Regions from separate parts of the Homo sapiens genome. Here regions 1 and 2 are each linked to region 3. The links are chromatin contacts, found by Hi-C in ENCODE. All regions are on one chromosome and are shown on one strand. The core of a region is the stretch at or near the end of the contact, and the rest is flanking DNA. Distances in the headings are between cores, read along the strand shown. Region 1 holds the start of PCDHB15 (protocadherin beta 15). Region 2 holds the start of PCDHGA7 (protocadherin gamma subfamily A, 7). Region 3 holds the start of PCDHA12 (protocadherin alpha 12).

What was found. Hi-C counts contacts between places; a loop is a spot of excess contacts on that map. Pooled maps may share reads with other maps.
Region 1: a pooled map shows a loop between it and region 3 (2.6-fold over the local background). The contact joins the promoter of PCDHB15 here to the promoter of PCDHA12 in region 3. A Hi-C loop is called at or near these places in 4 of 50 pooled maps.
Region 2: a loop to region 3 is called in a map with no recorded cell type, with 1.9 times the contacts of the local background. The contact joins the promoter of PCDHGA7 here to the promoter of PCDHA12 in region 3. A Hi-C loop is called at or near these places in 2 of 37 single-sample maps with no recorded cell type.

Annotation. Positions count from the first base shown.
Region 1 is chr5:141,243,600-141,247,647 of GRCh38, reverse strand. It overlaps PCDHB15 (protocadherin beta 15), which reads right to left and starts at 2,253. Exons shown (of 1, transcript NM_018935.4): 1 at 1-2,253. The coding sequence starts at 2,069. It also overlaps PCDHB@ and the pseudogene PCDHB19P.
Region 2 is chr5:141,381,052-141,385,013 of GRCh38, reverse strand. PCDHGA7 (protocadherin gamma subfamily A, 7) reads right to left here and starts at 2,272. Exons shown (of 4, transcript NM_018920.4): 1 at 1-2,272. The coding sequence starts at 2,114. The region is part of intron 1 of PCDHGA1 (protocadherin gamma subfamily A, 1); the gene reads right to left. All of the region lies in intron 1 of PCDHGA2 (protocadherin gamma subfamily A, 2), which reads right to left. All of the region lies in intron 1 of PCDHGA3 (protocadherin gamma subfamily A, 3), which reads right to left. It also overlaps PCDHGB1, PCDHGA4, PCDHGB2, PCDHGA5, PCDHGB3 and PCDHGA6, and 1 more gene.
Region 3 is chr5:140,873,891-140,877,488 of GRCh38, reverse strand. PCDHA12 (protocadherin alpha 12) reads right to left here and starts at 2,181. Exons shown (of 4, transcript NM_018903.4): 1 at 1-2,181. The coding sequence starts at 2,016. All of the region lies in intron 1 of PCDHA1 (protocadherin alpha 1), which reads right to left. The region is part of intron 1 of PCDHA2 (protocadherin alpha 2); the gene reads right to left. The region is part of intron 1 of PCDHA3 (protocadherin alpha 3); the gene reads right to left. It also overlaps PCDHA4, PCDHA5, PCDHA6, PCDHA7, PCDHA8 and PCDHA9, and 4 more genes.

The DNA of each region.
Region 1 (4,048 bases), core at 1,004-3,503, 370 kb before region 3:
AGGTAGACGGTAAGCGAGTCGGCCTGGGCTTGGGCCGGGGCCGCCTCTGGGAGCGGCAGGTAGGGCTGAGAGAAGCCGTCCACCAGGAGCACTTGCAGCGTGGCGGTGGCCGAGCGCGGAGGCTCGCCATTGTCCTTGACCAGCACCACTAGCCTGTGCTTGGCCACGTCGCGCTCGCTCAGCAGCCTGGCGGTGCGCACCTCGCCATTGTGCGCCCACACGCCGAACAGCCCGGGCTCCGTGGCCTTGAGCAGCTGGTACGACAGCCAGGCGTTCTGGCCCGAGTCGCCGTCCACCGCCACCACCTTGGTCACCAGGTAGCCCGGCTCGGCCGCCCGGGGCACCAGCTCGGTGCAGGGCGCGGAGCCGTTCTGCAGCGGGTACAGCACGAAGGGCGAGTTGTCGTTGGCGTCCAGCACCAGCACTCGCACCAGCGCCTCGCTGCTCAGCGCCGGGAAGCCGCGGTCTGTGGCGCCCACGCGGAACTCGAAAGCCTGCAGGGCCTCGTAGTCCAGCGACTGGAGAGCGAACAGGTGGCCGTTGTCCGTGTTAATGGAGACCAGGGAGGTGAGGGGCAGGTGCGGGTCCCGGGGCGGCAGCAGCGAGTAGGTGACCTGGGCGTTGGTGCCCGAGTCTCTGTCTGTGGCGCTGACACTGCCGATGTGCAGGGCGGGGCTGTTGTTCTCGCGGACGAACAGGGTGTAGGAGGTTTGGGTGAAGGCGGGGGCGTTGTCATTGACGTCCGACACCAGCACGGTTATGCTCTGCTCGGTTTTCAGCCTTGGAGTCCCCAAGTCTGTGATGGTGATGGTGATGTTGTACTCGGCTCTGGTCTCTCTGTCCAGCGCCCCTTCTGTTACCAGCCTGTAGAAATTCTCAACAGAAGGTTTTAGCTTAAAAGGAACATCATCCTGAATTGAGCAAATCATTTTTCCATTTTCCCCAGAGTCTCGGTCTCTAATCCTAAACAGGGCCACTTCTGTCTCTGGAGAATTCTCGGGAATAGGGCTGGTAAGTGATGAAATACTTAGTTCCGGGAAGTTATCGTTAACATCCAGCACCTTAACAGAGACAGAGCATTTTCCAGAAAGTCCCCCGCCATCAGATGCCTCTATATCTAGATCATACGAAGACATTGTCTCAAAATCTAGTTTTTTAATTAGTCGAATTTCTCCTGAAAGGCTGCTTAGCTCAAAAGGTTTGTCTATCTCCTGAGAGCTGTAATAAAGGGAGTATGATATCTCTCCATTTGTCCCAGTGTCTAAATCCCTAGCAGAGACCTTGACAACTAGGGAGCCTACTGGGCTGTTCTCTGGGACCTGCACCTCGTAGAGCGCCTGCACAAACTCCGGGGCATTGTCATTGGCGTCCAAGACCAAGATGAGGATCTGGACGGTGCCAGATCGGGGTGGAGAGCCACCGTCCACCGCTGTCAAGGTTAATCTGAGCTCGGCCTGCTCCTCGCGATCCAGTTCTGTGTCCAGCACCAGCTCTGGGTATTTCCTGCCATCCCCTCGGGTGCGAGTGGAAACATGGAAATGAGAATTGGGAGAAATATTGTAGTTTTGAACATTATTGCTGCCCACGTCCAAGTCCCGAGCTTTTTTCAGAGGAAACACAGTCCCAAGGGAGCTAGTTTCTGGGATTTTCAGGGTCATTTCTCTTTCAGGAAACTCAGGAGAATGATCGTTTATGTCTGTCACTAGTAGTTCAGCTCGAAATACTTCCAAAGGTTTTTTCAGTAACACTTGGAAATGCATTATACAGGGCTCAGTAGGGCCACACAGCTTCTCCCGGTCCAGCTTCTCATTTAATATCAACTGCCCGGTCTGCAGATCAAGCTGCAAGCCTTGTTCGTTATCCTCAGAAACTACCCGGGCTCCCCGCTCGGCTAGCTCCCCCACTCCCAGCCCTAGGTCATTGGCCAGGTTGGCTACAAAAGAACCTCTCTCTGTTTCCTCCATCACAGAATAGCGACGGGGTTCCCAGCCTGCCAGAGTCACTTCCAGTAAAAGAAGGAGAATCAGGACTTGCCTTTGTTCGGGAAAGCGCTCCCCTGCAGGCTCCATCTTTACTTCTGTACACGCCCCTTTCAAGGAACCGGAGTCAGAGCTACTTCAGGGAGCGATGGGACAGAGGCAGTGATCGATCTGTGCGTTGATAACCTGTTCGGAAATGTAGGAGAATAGCATTCTCCGGAGACACTGGTCCGTGCTCTGCTAACAGGCTTTCCTCTTAGGCTGAAAGAGGTCTGAAGTAGCTAGTAGCATTTCATGGGCTTTTTCCTTTTCCTTTTTTTGAAGCCTTAGCCTGCAGCGCCACCATGCGTTGTCTTTGCTTCGAAACGAATTGCTACAATTGATCTATTCTCTATTCTATTAGGAGTTTGGAAATTGGGAGGAAATGATGTAATCACAATATCACGCAATGGTAATTATTAATTTCTTCATTTAAAGGAGTATTATTGGTCTCTATGTGCCAAATTATGAAATACATCAGTAAACAACCCAGACATGGTCCCCACCCTCCAGAGCCTGTAGTCTGGGTGTAGTGTTCTGAGGGAAATTGAGAAGTGAAAGAAGACATAATAGTGATCAGTCATCTTGTAATAATAATAACATAAAGCCACGTGATTTCTTAAAAATTTATCAGCAAAACAAAATGAATTCTTTAATTTCTTTCAAATTCTAGACAGCCTATGTACCAGAATTGTGCTCCCATTGGTTGGATTACATCAAGAAAAAGCTACACGTTAATTCCAGTGTGGTATCCTTTCTACATAAAGTCAGAGAGTTATGATTTTATGAAAATTTTAAACTGTGGAAAAATACATATGAAGGCACTTCCTATATCTCTTACTTTGCTTTTTCTTTTTTTTCTTTTCATTTTTCCTTTTTTTTTTTTTGAGATGGGGTCTTGCTCTGTTGTCCAGGAGGGAGTGCAGTGGCACAATCACTGCTCATTGCAGCCTTGACTACCCAGGCTCAAGCAATCCCCCCACCTCAGCAACTGTAGCTGGGACCACAGTTGCGCATCACCATGCCTGGCTAATGTTTTAATTATTTGTAAAGATGAGGTCTTGCTATGTTGCCCGGGCTGGTCTCAAATTTCCGAGCTCAAGCAATCCTCCTGCCTCAGCCTCCCAAAGTGCTGGGGTTATAGGCATGAGCTGCTGTACCCAGCCCTGCCTTGTCTCTCTCGTATTTATTATCTGACGTAGTATAGATGTACTTATTTAGTTGTTTCCTTTCTGTTTCAACCTCACATGTTAGAACTTCATTTTGTTCACTGCTGCATCCCCAATATCTAAAATAATCCCTGGCACATGGTACGTGCTCAATAAATATTTGTTAAATGGATCCATTAATAAATCACAATTAATTTAAACATTCTGACAGATAGGTTCTCCTCCTACTGTAGAAATTCCCTCTTCTTCTGGGATTCAAGTTCATTATATAAGATGGATAAACAAAGACAACATGTTCATAAGGTAGCTATTTCCTATGCCCTTTAAATAGTAATGTGAAATAACTCAGAATGACCTAAAATGTCATTTCATTAAGTGGCAAAACAACTTAGCTACCCATAAGCAAGGGATATATTATATGACAGAAAGAAAGAACATAACAAGATTATGATGACCCTAAAGATAAGGATTATGTCTCTTTTAGACACACATTTTTCATTGTCAAGGTTTTTTTTTTACAGTAATGTTATTATGACACTTACGATATTCAAAACTCTTATATAATAAAATGTTCTAAGAATTTCTATTAAACACTTCAAAGACTGTACCATTGGAAAGATCCTTCAGTTTTTCTCAAAATTGTATATTCTGACAAAAGCTAGTGCATGTCCCTTATAGACTACTAATATTTTACAACCTCCTTGATCCCAAATGTTGTCATACTAATATGAAAAGCCACAATAAAAACCCAATAGGAAGAAAGGTCTAACTTACCAACAATGCAGGAATATCTAAACATGCTTTTGACAACAAAAACCTCACTTAGATCTCTTAATTAGAGGGAAATTTATTAAAGAGCAC
Region 2 (3,962 bases), core at 1,023-3,522, 510 kb before region 3:
AGGAAGACGCAGGAGACTGTGGCCACCGCCACCACCAGGTACAACGTGAGGTCATAGTTGTAAGGACCGTCGGAGGGCTCAAGGCTGCCCAGGTCGGCCAAGACTTCGGGGATGCTGTCAGCCACAGCCACGGTGAGTGTGACGGTGGCTGACAGAGGAGGCTGACCGTGGTCCTGGACGGCCACCACGAGGCTCTGCTTGAGGGCATCTCTGTCCAGCAGGGCCCGAGCCGTGCGCACCTCGCCCGTGTACAGCCCAACCGCAAAGAGTCCTGGCTCGCTGGCCTTAAGCAGGAGGTATGACAGCCAGGCGTTCTGGCCTGAATCTTTGTCCACCGCCACCACCTTGGTCACCAGGTAGCCGGGCTCTGCGGAGCGGGGTGCCAGCTCCATGCCAGTAGAACCATCTGTGGGGAGGGCCGGGTACAGGATCTCGGGCGGGTTGTCATTCTGGTCCAGCACGAACAGGCTCAGTGACATGTTGCTGCTGAGAGGCGGGTCCCCGCTGTCATGTGCAGTCACTCTTAGTTGTAGTTCTCTCAACTGCTCATAATCAAAGGATTGCAGCGCGTACAGGACTCCAGTGTCAGAGTTTATGGAGACATAGGAGGACACTGGAGCCCCCTGGATGGTGTCTTCGGCCAAGGAATAAGTGATCTGGGCATTATCCTCACTGTCGTGGTCCTGTGCAGTCACTAAGAAAATGGAGGCCCCTCTGGGGTTGTTCTCAGCGATGTAGACTGAGTAGGATGAGTGGGGGAAGGTGGGTGGGTTATCGTTGGTGTCTGCCACCTGCATGAATATGTGAGTTTCCCTGGACAAGGGAGGAGTTCCACCATCTGTGGCTTTCAGTGTGATGTTATACAAAGAGAGTGTTTCCCGGTCCAAGTTTTTGGTTGTGACCAATCTATAATAATTATCTATTGATTTTTCTAATTTAAAAGGTAGGTTTTCTGGAATGGTGCAGGTCACCTCACCATTCTTTCCAGAATCTCTGTCTTGTAGGTAGAAAAGAGCAATGACTGTCCCAAGAGGTGTGTCTTCAGGGATTGAGCTACTTAAAGACGTCATAGTCACTTCTGGAGCATTATCATTTACATCTAAAACTGTGATCAGTACTTTTGCCTTTGTCAGACTACCAGGACCATCTTGAGCCTGAACCTCCATTTCATAGAAGGCAGTTTCTTCATAATCTAATCCTTCTAAAGTTGATATTTCTCCTGTAAGCGAGTTCAGATGAAACATCTTTGGAAGTTTAGGAGTTATTTTCCGAAAAGAATATGTCACTTCCCCATTGACTCCCTCGTCCAGGTCGATAGCATGTACCGTGAGCAGTCTTGTACCCACTGGCACATTCTCGGGGACAGTTACTTGGTACTGAGGCAGAGAGAAGACAGGCGTGTGGTCATTCACATCCACCACTGTCACCTGGATGTGGGCGGTGCTGGATCGGGGCGGGTCGCCGCCATCAGAGGCTGTGAGGACCAGGTGGTGAACCCGCTCTTCCTCCCGGTCCAGCACCCGCTCCAGCACCAGTTCCGGGTACTTAGTTTCATCGTCTCCACTTTGCACAGCCAGGGAGAAGTGGCGATTGGGGCTGAGCTGGTAACTCTGGAGGGAGTTCGTGCCCACATCTGGATCCCCAGCCTCGCTTAACGGAAACCGAACCCCAGGAGCTGTATTCTCCATTATTTTTACATTTATTTCTTCCGTCAAGAATCTTGGAACGTTGTCATTAATATCTATTATTTCCACGTCTATAGGGTAAAGATTCATTTTATCTTCCATCAGGATGTTAAAGTTTACCAGACACCGCGCACTCTGAGCGCAGATCTCTTCCCGGTCTATCCTGCCCGCAGTGACCAAGCTGCCGCTGCGCTGGTTCAGGGCGAAAAGCTGCGTCCTACCTCTGGAGATGATGCGGACTCCGCGCTCCGCCAGCTCCCGGGGCTCCAGCCCCAGGTCCTTGGCGATGTCTCCCACAAAGGACCCTTTGTCCGTCTCCTCCGACACGGAGTAGAGAATACGTCCTGCCCAGGCTTCCCAGGGGGTCCCCAGGAGGATGGAGAGCAGGAAGAATCCTCTGTAGTCCCCGCCCCTCGGCTGAGCCGCCATAGTCGTCCTGCTTCTCTTGCTTAGGCGCCGATCTCGGGAAGTGCTTCAGAATGCGGGTGTATCCGGGTGGACCCCTCTGTCTTAGGAAGGGGAGCTCAGAATCCAGCAGGATAGAGGCTTGAGTTTAGTGCAGCCTGGAAGAGGGCTTATCGCAATCTGTCGTTTCTCTGTGCTGTAAAACTCGGTGGTTTCTGTGGGATCTCTCGCACCATTTTTCCCTGGTTGGTGAACAGCGGCGCTGTGAGTCCTTACTAAGTTACTGCACCACATTGATGCACACAATACACTGATTTCATAGAAAATTGTTTCATCTTTCAAAATTTCCCTGTTAGATTTCTTTGCTCTAGATATCCCTGATAATTAAAAATCCATTTTAAGACACTGAATTAATGCAACAGTGTTCATGGACCGGTGTTTGATAATCTTAGATAATTTTTAAAAAACTGCTTTGCCTTGCAACTTTCAAGTGACTCTTTTGGGCACTGACTCACACGTTATTGCACATGGGAAAATCAGTTATTGAAGGCAAAAAGGTAAATTTTATTTAAATACATATGAAAGATTTTACTTAGAAAATATTTACATCAGTGTATATAAATTTTAATTAATTCAGTATTAATTGAACACATATGTTCTAGACACCATGATGCAAGATTCAGAAAGTCAAAATTGTTGTAAAATATATAGACCTATTTTAATAAATTTTTGATTGTATAGAACCTTAGAGACGGTCTAACACCTTCATTTTAACCGTTTAAAAAATGAGAGGGGGGGCCAGGTGCTGTTGCTCACGCCTGTAATCCCACACTTTGTGAGGCCGAGGCGGGCGGATCACCTGAGGTCGGGAGCTTGAGACCAGCCTGACCAACATGGAGAAACCCCGTCTCTACTAAAAATACAAAATTATCCGGGCGTGGTGGCGCGCGCCTGTAATCCCAGCTACTCAGGAGGCTGAGGCAGGAAAATCGCTTGAACCCGGGAGGTGGAGGTTGTGGTGAGCCGAGATCACACCATTGCACTCCAGCCTGGACAACAAGAGCAAAACTCTGCCAAAAAAAAAAAAAAAAAAAAAAGAAGAAGAAAGAAAGAAAGAAAGAAAGAGGGAATTGCCTTGCCTTGTTCCTGATTATTGATTATATAGTAGTAGAACAATGTCGGAATCCAAATATTCTCACTCCCAGTCTTGTGAGAAAAAAAGAAAGAAATCGTTGTTTGTCTTGGCTGCAGCAATCAGCTATAGAAGCAACCCATTTTCTACAGAAGGCAGAAATCTGCAGAGATCCTACTGGGCTGTGAATTCATAAGAAACTGGATAATGGATTGGCTGATTCTTTTCATTATGCAATTCAATTCAAGTCTTCATCCTAGTATGCAATTCAAATCTTCATCCTACTCTATTCTAGTGTAATTGAGAAAACAGGGATCTCTAGACAGCATTTGAGCAAAATGCAGGACTGTCCTGACAGGATCCTTAGAGGTACTCGTCTCTCCACTGATGTTGATAGAGTAAAACTAAATTATTGATGGATCCGAGGCTACCCTCTGCTAGCAGAAAGAAAAGAAAGCTCCTTTCACATAGTTGCAGAATAAAAGAGAATGACCTGCTCTGGAATAAAGACCTGGCAAGAAACAGTCTTGGTTTGTAAATTCTTCTAGGTCCTGGAGAGTAGTTGGTGGAACCAGGAGGAGAATCCAGAACTAACACTAAGAAAGCTTAACTTCGTTTTGTGGGAGGCTCCTAAGTAACCTATTTCTGCTTTCTGGTGGCATTGCTCCAGAATACAGGGAACACTTTGAAGGACATTCTGTTTTGATCTATCAAAATAATCCATAGTTATCTTTGCATTC
Region 3 (3,598 bases), core at 932-3,431:
GTTCTCCACCAGCGACACCAGCACCGTGGCCGTGGACGTCAGCGCGGGCTCACCGTGGTCCTTCACCAGCACCAGCAGGCGGTGGCGCGGAGCGTCCGCCTCATCCAGGATGCGTGTCGTGCTGATCTCGCCAGTGTACAGCCCCACGTGGAACGGGATGTGCGCGCCGACCGCCGCCGGTTGCAACTCGTAGGACAGCCAAGCGTTATAGCCGGAGTCAGCGTCCACCGCGCGCACTTTCGCCACCACGTGGCCCGCACCCACCGACCGCGGTACCAACTCGCTAACTGCGCCTCCTGCGCTGCCAGCCGGAGTCGCCAGCAGTGCCGGCGCGTTGTCGTTCTCGTCCAGCACGAACACCTGCAGCGTCACGTTGCTGCCCAGAGGCGGCACGCCGGCGTCGCGCGCGCTCACCTGGAACTGCAGCAGCTCCAGCTCCTCGTGGTCTAGCGGCTGCAGCGCGTACACCTTGCCGCTCTCCGCGTGCACCGACACGTAGCTCGACAGTGCGTGCTCGCCCACCCGCCGCTCCACCAGCGAGTAGGACACCAGCGCGTTCTTCTGCGCGTCCGCGTCCCATGCCGACACCGTGAAGATGTGGCAGCCCGGCGGGTTGTTCTCCTTCACGAACACTGTGTACTCGGGCTGCGCGAACGCAGGCGCATTGTCGTTCACGTCGGCCACCTCCACGGACACTCTAGCCGTGGCCCACAGCGAAGGCGAGCCCCCATCCCGCGCAGTCACCACCAGCTCATAGGCCGACACGCTCTCGCGGTCCAGGGCGCTGTCCAGCACCAACGAGTAGTAATTCTTGTAGGTGGACACCAGCTTGAAGGGAACATGAGGTGTCAGTGAGCAGATGACCTGTCCATTGGCTCCAGAGTCACGATCCGACACGCTAATCAGGGCAATGACGGTACCCACCTGAGCATCCTCTTGCACAGGGAGCGACAGTGAAGTAACCATTACTTCAGGGACATTGTCATTCACGTCCAGAACTTCCACCAGGACCATGCTGTGACCTGCCATGGAAGGAATCCCTTTATCAATGGCGTTAACCTGAATTTCATAGGCATTATTCTCTTCAAAATCCAGTTCACCATAAATTCTAATTTCACCTGTGTCTGGATTTATTGAAAACATACATTTCTCACTCACTGGCAAAATCATTTTGATCCCATAGGAAATTTCTCCATTAAGTCCTTCGTCTGGATCGGAAGCATTTAGTTGGATCACTCTTGTGTCGTTTTGGACATTTTCAGACAACACTACTTTATAGCTGGGCTTATCAAACGCCGGACCATTGTCATTCACATCCAGGACGGTTATTTGAATCTGGACAGACCCTGTTAGTTCTGGTTTACCGCCATCGATTACCATCAGCAATAAATTGAGTTTTGGCGTTTGCTCTCTGTCCAATAACTTCCGAAGAACTAATTCAGGCAATATACTTTTATCTTTTTTTGTTTTTATTTTAAGCTCAAAATTCTCATTTAGACTTAACGCATAGGTCAAAAGAGAGTTTACGCCGATATCCGCATCAGAAGCGCCCTCTAGAGGAAAATGAGAGTCCAGAGGCGCAGATTCAGAAACAGGTACCTTTTGTTCCCTTTCTCTGAACACCGGCGGGTTGTCGTTAATGTCCTTCACCTCCACGTCCACATGGAAAACCTGCAGCGGCCTGTCCACGATCACCTCCAGGTGGATACTGCACTCCGCGCTCCGCCCGCACAGCTTCTCGCGGTCGATCCGAGAATTCACAAACAAAATGCCATTCTGCAGATTTACCTCCAGAAGGTCCCCGTGTCTTTTGGACGCCACCCGGAACAGGCGCGGCACCAGCTCCGCCAGCTCCAGCCCCAGGTCCTGAGCGATGCGGCCCACGAAGGTGCCGTGTTTGGCCTCCTCGTAGACGGAGTAGTGGAGCTGGCCGCTCCCCACCTCCCAGGCTGCAAGGAGCAGAAGCGAGAGCAGCAGACGCTGGGATCCCGGGCCTCTTGGTCCGATAATCACCATTGCAGAAAATGAGGGCCTCTGAGTTGGGACAATCAGTTTTAAGGGATCGCTTGCCTGAGGTATTTTATGAGCAGTCACCCTTTTCTGTAAGTACATATTTAGTAAATTTTTTCCAGCATCACAGTCATTATGGAGTCGATCCTATTCCGTGAATGATTGGAATGTGGGTGCGGAGAAAAAAATTTTCCTGTTTCACCTTCTGAGTGTAGAGCGACATCATGTGACTGATTATGTAAGTACAAGAAAGATCCTGAGGTTCTTTTCGGTTTAGCCACTTCCTGGGTCACTCTTAATTCTAATGTTTCGACTTTGGGTTATTTTTCACGGATCATTTATAAATGCGGGTTTAGTTAATATACATGATATTAGTAACAAAACATCAACAATTTTATTACGCTGTAGCTTAAAAATGTTTTCTGCTTCAAAGTAGAAATCTTTCAAATACAGTAGGCCAGAACCTACACTTTATCATGGAAAATGATATACAGAATAATATACAGCACCCCTCCCCTTATATAGCTTACAATTCCGCTGTTTCAATAACTTTTAACCTTCACAAGCACTCCATCGTAAGATTTTAGAGAAAGTTAGGAATTTGTATTTAACAAAGGATAAGAAACTAAAATATGTCTAATACCAAACAATATTTCATTTATATAAATTGTCTTATTCATAAATCTGATGAAAGTTAGAATTCATCATAAATATGGAGAGCGTTATTGTTTGGTTCCTTGATGCTTGAATGTGATAACTTTTCACATAACTGCTCTCATTTCCATAACATGTTAAAACAAATCTCAGGAATAGATTCTGGAAAGTTTTACTCTAGCAAAAGTAAAGCACTTTAATGTAAAATGTTTAGTTGAAGCCTCCAAATTTCACACTATCCCAAAGCAACAATGGAGCACTAAAATGCGAAAGATCTCTTAAAGGGTTTTGGAGCCTAATCTCATTGACTAAAGTCAAGAGAATGTGAACTTGATATCAACCTTTTGCTTTTTCTCTAAATCTTCCCCTACAGGTCATTTAGTAGTTAGGACATGCTTCTCTTCAGAAAATCAGAATGGTGACTGTTATGCAAGGGGGCATCAAAAGACCTTTCATGAGTTTATTCATTAATTCAAGATCAGCTTTAAGAGAAAAAAACAGATAAGATCCTACAACTCATTGTGAACAAGTACACATAGATTTTGTAAGTCTATTAATACTCAAGTCAAAATCTTTAAACCAATAATTTGTTGCCATTCATTCCTACTGCATATAATAATAAAGGCAACTGAAATATGACACCTTTACAACACCAGGAAAGAGTAACCAAGAATGGCTCTACAAGTATAAGATAACTTAAATAAACTATAAAACGTTAAGTAATTAAAAACATATTTGAATTTTGATGTCATCAGGCTAATTATTTAAATTGTCTAATATCATCACCAAGTTTCTTTCCTATTTTTCATTTTCAAAAGTGGTCAATGTACCATACATGCTAAGGAACTTTAATTTTAAAAAATAGGCTGGGCTCAGTGACTTACACCTGTAATCCCAGCACTTTGGGAGGCTGAGGCAGGCAGATCACCTGAGG